Linked DNA regions of Homo sapiens: region 1 is linked to region 2. Evidence: chromatin loops called from intact Hi-C (ENCODE). Cell type or tissue: Caco-2. All regions are shown on one strand. Each heading gives the region's core, and the rest is flanking DNA. Links, peaks and the distances in the headings are about the cores only.

Region 1 (5,380 bases), core at 132-5,131, 85 kb after region 2:
AAGTCCTACCCCCACCACCTCTCTCTATTTGGATGTGCTTCTATGAGCCTATATGGAAGATCAGAAGTGCTCGAAGGACTCAAGAGCATTGAAATGGTAAATGTGTGAGTAAAATCTAAATGAATAATAACCTCTTATAAGAGTTAAAATAAGAGTAAAATTACAGAGACTAAATGATAACAATAGTTAGTACATAAGTTGATGAGAGAATAAATGGAGTTAAAGGGTTCTAAGGTCTTTTTATTGTCTAAAAACACGGTCAAAGCAACAATTAACATTAGATTGTGATGTCAAGAATGCATGTTGTAATCTCTAGAATAACTGGTTTAAAAAAATAGTAAAGGTATATAATTTCCAATCTATAGAGAGATGGAATAATAACAATTTTAAAAAGAAGTCAAAAGGGAAAAAGAATATAGAAGAGATAAGCCAAACAGTAATATGGTAGATTTAAATCCAAATATTCAGTATAAATTGATTAATTATCCCTGTCACGGAAACTATCACCTTTGATGGTTTAGGACCACTTCCAACTAAACAAACTCAGGCCTCTGGAGGAAGGCCTAGTCATCCCAATTAAATTCATCATAAAGTAGCCAGCCCCAGCTAACCCACCAGCCAACTGAAGATGCATGAATGAGTTCAGCTGAGATTACCTGAACCCATCCAGGCCAGAAGAACTGCACAGTTGAAGCTAGCCCAAATTGCTGATGTACAAAGTTATGGTCTTATGAACCCCCAAAATTTGAGACAGGTCTCAGTTAATTTAGAAAGTTTATTTTGCCGAGATTGAGGGCACGTGCCCATGACACACCCCCAGGAGGTCCTGATGACATGTGCCCAAGGTGGTCAGAGCACAGCTTGGTTTTACACATTTTAGGGAGACATGAGACATCGATCAACACATGTAAGATGAATATTGGTTTGGTCCAGAAAGGGGACAACTCGAAGAGAGGAGGGGGCTTCTACATCACAGGTAGGCTAGAGACAAACGATTGCATTCTTTTGAGTTTCTGATCAGCCTTTCCAAAGGAGGCAATCACATATGCATTTATTTCAGTGAGCAGAGGGATGACTTTGAATAGAATGGGAGGCACGTTTTCCCTAAGCAGTTCCTAGCTTAGTGATTTTGGGGACCCAAGATACTTCCCTTTCACAGTCCAAATAAGTGATTGCTGGGTTTTTTGTTGTTGTTGTTAGTTTGTTTGTTTTGAGATGGAGTTTCGCTCTTGTTGCCTAGGCTGTAGTACAATGGCGTGATCTTGGCTCACCACAACCTCCGCCCCCCCAGTTCAAGCGATTCTCCTGCCTCAGCCTCCCGAGTAGCTGGGACTACAGGCATGCGCCACCACGCCTGAAGGGGTGGCCTGCCCCTCCGCACCTGTGGGCGTTTCTCGTCGGGTGGGGCGAGAGACTGAGAAAAGAAAGAGACACAGAGACAAAGTATAGAGAAAGAAAAGTGGGCCCAGGGGACCGGTGCTCAGCATACGGAGGACCCGCACAGGCACCAGTCTCTGAGTTCCCTCAGTATTTATTGATCATTATCTCTACCATCTCGGAGAGGGGGATGTGGCAGGACAATAGGGTAATAGTGGGGAGAGGGTCAGCAGGAAAACATGTGAACAAATGTCTCTGTGTCATAAACAAAGTTAGAAAATGTGCTGTGCTTTGATGTGCACATACATAAACATATCTGGTGCATTAAAGAGCGGTATTGCCGCCAGCATGTCTCACCTCCAGCCTTAAGGCGGTTTTCTCCTGTCTCAGTAGATGGAACATACAATCGGGTTTTACACCGAGACATTCCATTGCCCAGGGACGAGCAGGAGACAGATGCCTTCCTCTTATCTCAACTGCAAAGAGGCCTTCCTCTTTTACTAATCCTTCTCAGCACAGACCCTTTACGGGTGTCAGGCTGGTGGACGGTCAGGTCTTTCCCTTCCCACGAGGCCATATTTCAGACTATCACATGGGGAGAAACCTTGGACAATACCTGGCTTTCCTAGGCAGAGGTCCCTGCGGCCTTCCGCAGTGTTTGTGTCCCTGGGTACTTGAGAGTAGGGAGTGGTGGTGACTTTTAACAAGCGTGCTGCCTTCAAGCATTTGTTTAACAAAGCACATCCTGCATAGCCCTAAATCCATTAAACCTTAAGTCGACACAGCACATGTTTCTGCGAGCACAGGGTTGGGGGTAGGGTTACAGATTAACAGCATCTCAAGTCAGAAGAATTTTTCTTAGTACAGAACAAAATGGAGTCTCTTATGTCTATTTCTTTCTACATATGCCCAGCTAATTTTGTATTTTAGTAGAGATGGGGTTTCTCCATGTTGGTCAGGCTGGTCTTGAACTCCCGACCTCAGGTGATCAGCCTGCCTCAGCCTCCCAGAGTGTTGGGATTACAGGTGTGAACCGCTGTGCCCGACAGTTGCTGTTTTTAAGACATTGAATTTTAGAGTAGTTTATAATGTGGCAAAAACTAAATTATAAGGAAAAGGATATCTACAAGTGGAGTGCTATCCTAACAAAAACTGAAATATGTGTCAGTAATTTTAGGACAAGGTGTTAGTGTGCCTGGACCAAACTGAGGATCGGGCTGCTATTTCTTGTGGCCCAATAACGAGATGCAGTTGAACTGGAGAGGAAGAGAGTTCTTATTTCTGCAACTGGCTACAGGGAGAAGACCTGGAAATTATGGCCAGGCCAATTCAAAATTACAAAGTTTTCCAGAGCTTATATACCTTCTAAGCTGTATGCCTACGTGTAAGTGTGCACTCATCTAAAGACATAAGTGATTAACTTCTTTTAATCTGTAACTAAGGTCTGAGTCCTGAAGACCTTCCTCTGGAGCCTCAGTAAATTTACTTAATCTAAATGGGTCCAAGTGCTGAGGTGATTACCCGTATCTTGTCTCCTGCTAAATCACGGAGGTTTGGGGAGTTCCTTCAGACCCCCAGTAAACTTGTTTGCAGAGGCCTGGGGAGTTTCTTCAGACCCACAATAAAACATGTTTAATCCTAAATGGGTCCTGTTAAGAATTCCTTCGTTATTTTGTCATGCTTTAAGGCCCAGGGAAGGGCTAGGCAAAACTCTTGGTGGGCTTTTGTTACATTCCAGCCTTTGTATAAGGGCACTGGCTTTTTAGCTTTTAATATTTAACTTAACCACTCAGTCAGTATTGAAACAGTTGTTATGGAGGCCTGTGTTAGTGAGACTTGGCCTGCCACATTAGGGCAGAGGCTGGAAAAGCAGTGAGGAAACAGCAAAACCTGGAAAATTAGCTAGGAAACTGCTATTGCAGGCTACAAAACATGGTTACACATGTTATGTGGTTTTGAAACAATTTCCAAAAGTGTAGTTTATGATAATATGGAAGATGGAAAAGCTTCTTAATGAAATTTGGATTTGACTAAGGAGGTCTACAGGCAAAATGTTGAAAGTGACAGCTGATTGGTCCTAGCTGTGTATAATAGAGTATAAGAAAAGAGAGATGAGCCAAAGCAAAAACTGTTCAGTTTTCAAGCAGGATTTATGAGGAATATAAAGGGGCCAGGGCAGGCTGAGTTGGAAAATAAAAGTACTTTTAATCTCTATCATCCAGCTAGAAGATTTTCAAAGTAAATGAAAACCTGAAGTCAACTTCTACTTCTGGCCAACATGGAGTAACAGGGACCAGATGTATCCTCCTGATACAACAAAAACAAAAGACAGAATATCTGAAACAATTATTTCCAAAACACTGCACATCAGGCACTAAAGAATAGTCATCCTGGAGAGATGAGAAATGAATGAGGTAAACCCTACAATTGCTCCAGCTTACTCCCTTCAGAGAGTTTACAGGCTGTGGCACAGGGAGGGGAAACTCAGGCAAAGCCAGAAGAATCCCTAAATTGGGAGTCCAAGGTGGCTAGAGTTTGTAGGACATAGTCCTGAAGAGGAGACAGCTGCACAGAGAGAGAACTCTGGAAATCTGCAGAGGCTTCCCCTCAAGTTTTTAGCAGAAGGCTGAGCAGGGCATGCACATGAGGAAATTACCTGAGGCCAGGGAAAGAACCACCCGCTGCTCACTTAGGGCCCAGAATAAAGCCTTGTCCCACTAATTAGTGTGGAAAATCTCCTGATTTTTGGAGCATTGGATAGAGTACTCCAAAGGACCTTGCCTCAGTGGTGGGGAATAATTAGCTTTAGACTAAATACTGTTCTCATTCCATATAATTCACCTTATTAACAAACCAAAAAAATCATATGAGTATCGCAGTAAACATAGATGTTGAATAAAATCCAACATCCATTTCTGATCAAACTTCTCAGCAAACTAGAAACAGAAGGAAAATTCCTTAACCTAATAAAGGGCATATATGAAAAACCTACAGCTCTGGCCAGTATAATCAGTTAAGAGGAAGAAATAAAGACATCCAGATTTGAACAGAAGAAGAAAAATTATCTCTATGTGCAGATGACATGATCTGATGGACTGTACAAAAGAGCTACCAGAACTAATAAGCTAGTTTAGCAAGTTTGCAGGATATAAGATCAATATATAAAAATCAGTTTTACTTCAATATACTCACAACGAACAATCAGAAATTGGAATTTAAAAACCAATACTGGCCGGGTGCAGTGGCTCACGCCTGTAATCCCAGCACTTTGGAAGGCCGAGGTGGGCGGATCACCTGAGGTCGAAAGTTCGAGACCAGCCTGACCAACATGGAGAAACCCTGTCTCTACTAAAAGTACAAAATTAGCCAGGCGTGGTGGCACATGCCTATAATCCCAGCTACTCGAAAGGCTGAGGCAGGAGAATCACTTGAGCCTGGGAGGCGGAGGTTGCGGTGAGCTGAGATTGCACCATTGCACTCCAGCCTGGGCAACAAGAGCGAAACTCCATCTCAAAACAAACAAACAAAAACCAACAACAACAATAGCAAAACCAATACTATTAAAAAGAGCTTCGAAAAATGGAATATTTAGCAATAAATGTGACAAAGTATTTGCAAGTTGTGCACTAGAAGCTACAAATATTGCTGAGGGAAATTAAAGAAGATCTAAATAAATCTTGAGATATACTGTGTTGAGTCAGAAGACTCAATAATGTGAAGATCCCCAACCATTCCCAGTTTATTAATCCATAGATTCAACACAGTCCCAATGAAAATCCCAGCAGCCTTTTTTTAAAAAATAGAAATCAACAGACTAATTCTAAAATTCATATGAAAACGCAAAGGAACTAGAATAAGCAAAACAACATTGACAAAGCAGAACGAATTTAGAGAACTAACACTCTACCTTATTTCAAGATGTATTATAAAGCTCTACTCATTAAACGGTGTGGTATTGGTGTAAAGATAAATAAATAGGTTAATAGAACAGAATGGAGTCCAG
Region 2 (5,380 bases), core at 249-5,248:
TGCTGAGATTACAGGCATGAGCCACCGTGCCTGGCCTTATTTTTTAATTAATGGCTTCAGATACTCATGATCTCCCCTAGTTGGCTTTCATTTTTTTTCTATGTCTCATCAAAGAATGTCAACTACCTACTCACAAAGTTTAAATTTCAGATGCTGCTACTGGAGTATATTAAAAACACGGCTTTAAAAAGCTATATACTTAGCCAAGAAATGTATTTACTGAGTGCCTCTTATCCACTGGGTCCTATGGTAGGCACTTGGGGATTCAATGCTGACTACAATAGATACTGTTGCTGCTCTCCTAGGGATTACAGTGTGGGTGTACAGAATAATCGCTAAGAGCCTGAGGGGTTTTTTGTTTTTCGTTTTATTTTTGAGACAGGGTCTCACTTTGTCACCCAGGCTGGAGTGTGGTGGCATGATCACAGCTCACTGCAGCCTCGACTTCCCAGGGTCAAGCAATCTTCCCACCTCAGTCAGCCTCCTGAGTAGCTAGGATCACAGGTGCGCACCACCAAACCTGGCAATTTTTTTTTTTTTTTTTTTTGAGATGGAGTCTTGCTCTGTCACCCAGGCTGGAGTGCAGTGGTGCAATCTCAGCTCACTGCAACCTCCACCTCCCGGGTTCAAGCGATTCTTATGCTTCAGCCCCCACAAGTAGCTGGGATTACAGGCGTGTGCCACCATGCACAGCTAATTTTTGTATTTTTAGTAGAGACGGGGTTTCGCCGTGTTGACCAGGCTGGTCTTGAACTCCTGGGCCCAAATGATCCATCTGCCTTGGCCTCCCAAAGTGCTGGGGTAACAGGTGTGAGCCATCACACCCAGCCAAGCTTGAGTTTTGAAGTGAGTTAAAGTTGGGTTTGAATTCTTGCTCTGATACTTGATGGCTGGGTATCTTTGCATAACTTACTTAACTACTGTGAGCCTCATTTGTAAGATGAGAATGATGAAGATAAAACCCATCTCATAGAGTGGTTGTAAGGACTGAACTAGATAATTCATGTAAAACCCTTAGCACAGTGCTTGGCCCAGAGTGATCGAAGCCCTGTGCAAATGACTGGACTGAAAAGGTAATTGAAGCACTAGATGCTGTCCCCACTATAGGAGAGGAAGAGAAGAGTGCTGTGGAGACAAATTGCCTGTCAAATTAACATCGTCATAGGATAAAAACCCAATGCCCTGAGAACACTTGGAGTGGATCAGCAGTATTTCACTTTTAAAAATGGGCATTGCATCTTGTTCTCTACTGAATACTGATTTTTCATTTGCACTGCAGGTGATTTGCATGGGAAACTGGATGATCTTTTTTTGATCTTCTACAAGGTAAATGATGATTTTGCTAAATATTAACATTTTTCTTGGGGGAGGGCAGTCTTAGGGCAGATAACAATATTAGTTTTACTAGAGATATGTACTAATACAGATATAATGTTACTGTTTTTAACCAGGAGGCTCAAAGATTTGTAGAGCCATATCTTTTTTTTTTTTAACACACATCTCATAAATTTTTAAAAAATTGTACTTTGGGTCTTCATTCTACATTATTGTTGTCTGTGTATCCATTAGGATTTGTACCGGATTGTATTTATTGTCTTTATCGCATCATAAATGTCTAGATGGTACAGGATGGGGAGGGATGCAGTCTGTTTTATTTTAATTTTGTTCAGGGATGAGCATGTCACATACCAGTCTTCTCTTCCAGTGCACACTAATTATGCATGAGTGGAGTTGCTTATGATAAGGAATAAGTTCCAGCATGCTCTCTTTTCTCCCCTGATTCGCCATCCATGGGCTCAGTTGTTCTTCCAATGCTGTGCCTCCTCTTCATTTATTGCATTTGGCTTGTGAGAGCCAGCACAGAGGGCACAAGACTGCTTGGCCAGCATGGATTTTCTCTGCATCTCTTTGATTGGATTTTTTTCTGTCTCTGGGCCAAGAGTTACAGCCTGAATGTTTGCTTCAGGGATGGCTGACTGCATATGGAAAACTGATCTTGAGATCCCTGCCTTCACAGCGGTTACCCCTTTACACTGGTCTTCTGAATGTCTCTTTTTGATTAATGCATTTATTGTTCATCTACTCCTGTGACCCCCACAACTAGCATGTCAAATAATTGGGCGTAGCGTAGGTATCTCAGATGGGTGGAAAGAAAATATATTCTGATTATTATTGTTACCAGAAAGGGGTCCCGATCCAGACCCCAAGAAAGGATTCTTGGATCTCGCACAAGAAAGAATTCAGGGTGAGTCCATAGACTAAAGTGAAAGCAAGTTTATTAAGAAAGTAAAAGAATAAAAGAATGGCTACTCCATAGACAGAGCATCCCCAAGGGCTGCTGGTTGCCCATTTTTATGGTTATTTCTTGATGATATGCTAAACAAGGGGTGGACTATTCATGCCTCCCCTTTTTAGACCACATAGGGTAACTTCCTGAGGTTGCCATGGCATTTGTAAGCTGTCATGATGCTGATGGGAGTATAGCCGTGAGAATGACCAGAGGTCACTCTTGTTGCCATCTCGGTTTTGGTGGGTTTTAGCTGGCTTCTTTACTGCAACTGTTTTATTAGGTTGGTGCAAAAGTAATTGCGGTTTCTGCGTGCTCTGGTTCAAACACCTCTAACATTATTGTTCCTGGACCAAACTGAGGGTTGGGCTGCTATTTCTCATGGCCCAATAACGAGATACAGATGAACTGGGAAGGAAGAGAGTTTTTATTTCTGTAAGTGGCTCCAGGGAGAAGGCCTGGAAATTATCACCAGACCAACTCAAAATTAGAAAGTTTTCCAGAGCTTATATACCTTCTAAGCTATATGTCTACGTGTAAGTGTGCACTCATCTAAAGACGTAAGTGATTAACTTCTTTTCATCTATAACTAAGGTCTGAGTCCTGAAGACCTTCCTCTGGAGCCTCAGTAAATTTACTTAATCTAAATCGGTCCAGGTGCTGGGGTGATTACCCTTATCTTGTCTCCTGCTAAATCATGGAGGTTTGCAGAGTTCCTTCAGACCCCCAATCAACTTGTTTGTGGAGGCCTGGGGAGTTTCTTCACATCCCCAGTAAAACTTGTTTAATCCTAAATAGGTCCTGTTAAGAATTCCTTCGTTATCTTGCCATGCTTTAACGCCCAGGAAAGGCCTAGACAAAACTCTTGGTGGGCTTTTGTTACATTCCAGCCTTTGTATAGGGCACTGGCTCTTTGAGCTTTTAATATTTAACTGAACCACTCAGTCAGTACTGAGACAGTTGTTATGGAGGCCTGCGTTAGTGAGACCTGGCCTGCCACATTTTGATGACCAATCAGTTCCACTCTTTGAGGCTGTGAGAGCTTGAGTAAGCCATACAACCTCCATGAACTGCAATTTTTTTTTTCAGCTGCAATATTATCTTGAGCTTCCACCCCATAAGAGGTTGTATTCTGGATAAAATAAGTATCCAAAAGCATTTTTAAAATAATAAATTATAATAGAAACACAAGGTTTTCACTTCATGCATTAGATTAGCAGCTTGGAAGGGAAGAGGACAGGCCAAACCAGGAGTGGGTAGAGCCAGCACCTAGGAAGAGGTTCCGTTGAGACTTCAGCAGGCCCAAGCCAGGACGTAGAGTGTGACTGTCAGAGAGTGTCAGGAGGTGTCCCAAGTAGCAGATTGGTGTAGGAAGTCCAGGCGAAGGTTTGCTGGCAGGGAGCCGAGGGGGCTGGTGAAAGAGCAATTCTGGACATCAGCCACAGAATCTAAGCTGGGTAGGGAAGGAAGAGAAGCCAGGATGGGCCAGTCAACTGGGAGAAGTAGGAGGGTAGTAGGACTGGAATGCTGACCGACTGTGTCAGGGAGCAGGCTGACTGCAGTGAGGGCCTTAGGAGGTAGGATGGTGGGAAGTGCAGGGGGAGCAGTCCCAGGGCAAGGGATGCCCTGGGGTGGAGCCTAGAACATGGGCAGCCCAAGCCATCGAAAGAGAGTATTGGCGATGAGGTGGGCAAGGACCTGGAAAGCAGGTGTGTTCAACAGTGGGGGGCACCACGTGGACCCAGATGAGGAGCAGGGGAAGGAAGTTTAGTCAGAGGTCATGGGCCTGAAAGGAGGGTGGTGGGGTGTTTCTCTGTGAGCAGCCCTGGGGGCAAGCAGAGCCTCCCCTGCTCCTGGGCCTGAGGTGGGTGTCCTGGGGATGGGTGGGTCCTTTCCTTCAGAAGGGCTGCAGGAGTCAGGAGTGCTGCTGTGCTCTGGAGGAAGCCCAGGCCTATGGAGGAGAGAAGCCTTTCTGAATAAGTTGAAGGTGGAAGGGGCTTCATTGACCATGAAATGGAGATTCTACTGGCCCCACTGGAGTGCCATGGGAAAGGTGGAAGGATGGACAGGGGATGGGATTTATTTAATTTGGGACGTAGCTCCACACCAAATGTTCAGAAGTGCGGTCCGGCTATTGTTGACAATTACAATGTGAGGAAGGAGGAGGGGGCAGGGCATGTGGAGAACAACAACAAACCTGGTCATTCTTTATCTAGAGTCTTGAGAAATATATAAAAGGGCAAATAGTTGAGTAAATTAAATCGGGAACGTAGTCACTAAATTCCAAGGCATTTAGAAAAGAAAATTTCTTTATTTCGTATGAAAGTGCGATAAGGGATAGGACTCTGGAGTAGACAGATGAGAAAAGAGAATTCTAACATATTTCTTTAATTCTGTCTGCAAAACTATATGGAACATATAAAACTGGAAGGTGCTAATGTAAAGATTGAACAGGAGGAGGTGGGTGGTAAGAAGTACTATAAAAGGAACTAAAGGTGAAAATATAGCATTCAAATGCAAGCAAGATATATTTGGAGAGCTAACCAATGACAGTGCTAAGGAAATGGAGATTGCTAGCCCAGTGATGAAAGACTAGGGCACTATTATATTTAGGATGGATTTGGGTAGAGAGGTGAGAGGGATGTCTGGAAAACAGAAGTGTGCAAGAGCCATGGATTAGAATTCTGGCAGGCGTGAGTGAGAAGAAGGTAAAATGCATCTTGGACATGGAGTGAACCACATACACCAGAATCTCGAAACTGCCTGGTTTAAGTGGGGAAACCGAGGGAAGAGCCATTGATGACAGCAAGTTTCCACTTTAAGAAACTGAAAAGAGATCTAGTGTACAACACGAGGACTATAGGTAATAAAATTGTACCATATATGGGATTCATGCCAAATGAGTAGATTTTAGCTGCTATTGCCACAAAAAAACAAAAATTGGATAACTATGTCAGATGATGGATACTTTAATTTGCTTCACTATAGTAACCTTTTTACTATATGTATGTATTCTGTAACATCATGATATATTATACCTTGAATGTACATGGTAAAATTTATTTTTTAAAAAAGAAGAAAATAGCAACAATG

The links. Hi-C counts contacts between places; a loop is a spot of excess contacts. Peaks named below come from ENCODE experiments on the same cell type or tissue, not always from the same donor. Only the 100,000 strongest peaks of a DNase experiment are listed, where the experiment ranks them.
Region 1: a loop joins it to region 2, with 4 times the contacts of the local background. A loop is called at or near these places in 1 of 110 quality-filtered maps.

The regions. Positions count from the first base shown.
Region 1 is chrX:18,845,135-18,850,514 of GRCh38, forward strand. No RefSeq gene overlaps it. Among named protein-coding and RNA genes, the nearest start is that of PHKA2-AS1, 42 kb to the right of the region's middle. In Caco-2, for the core only: no CTCF peak of the experiment used is centred there; a DNase peak (open chromatin) is centred at 2,967.
Region 2 is chrX:18,760,251-18,765,630 of GRCh38, forward strand. PPEF1 (protein phosphatase with EF-hand domain 1) reads left to right here. Exons shown (of 16, transcript NM_001377996.1): 6 at 1,280-1,326. Among named protein-coding and RNA genes, the nearest start is that of PPEF1, 55 kb to the left of the region's middle. In Caco-2, for the core only: no CTCF peak of the experiment used is centred there; a DNase peak (open chromatin) is centred at 3,061.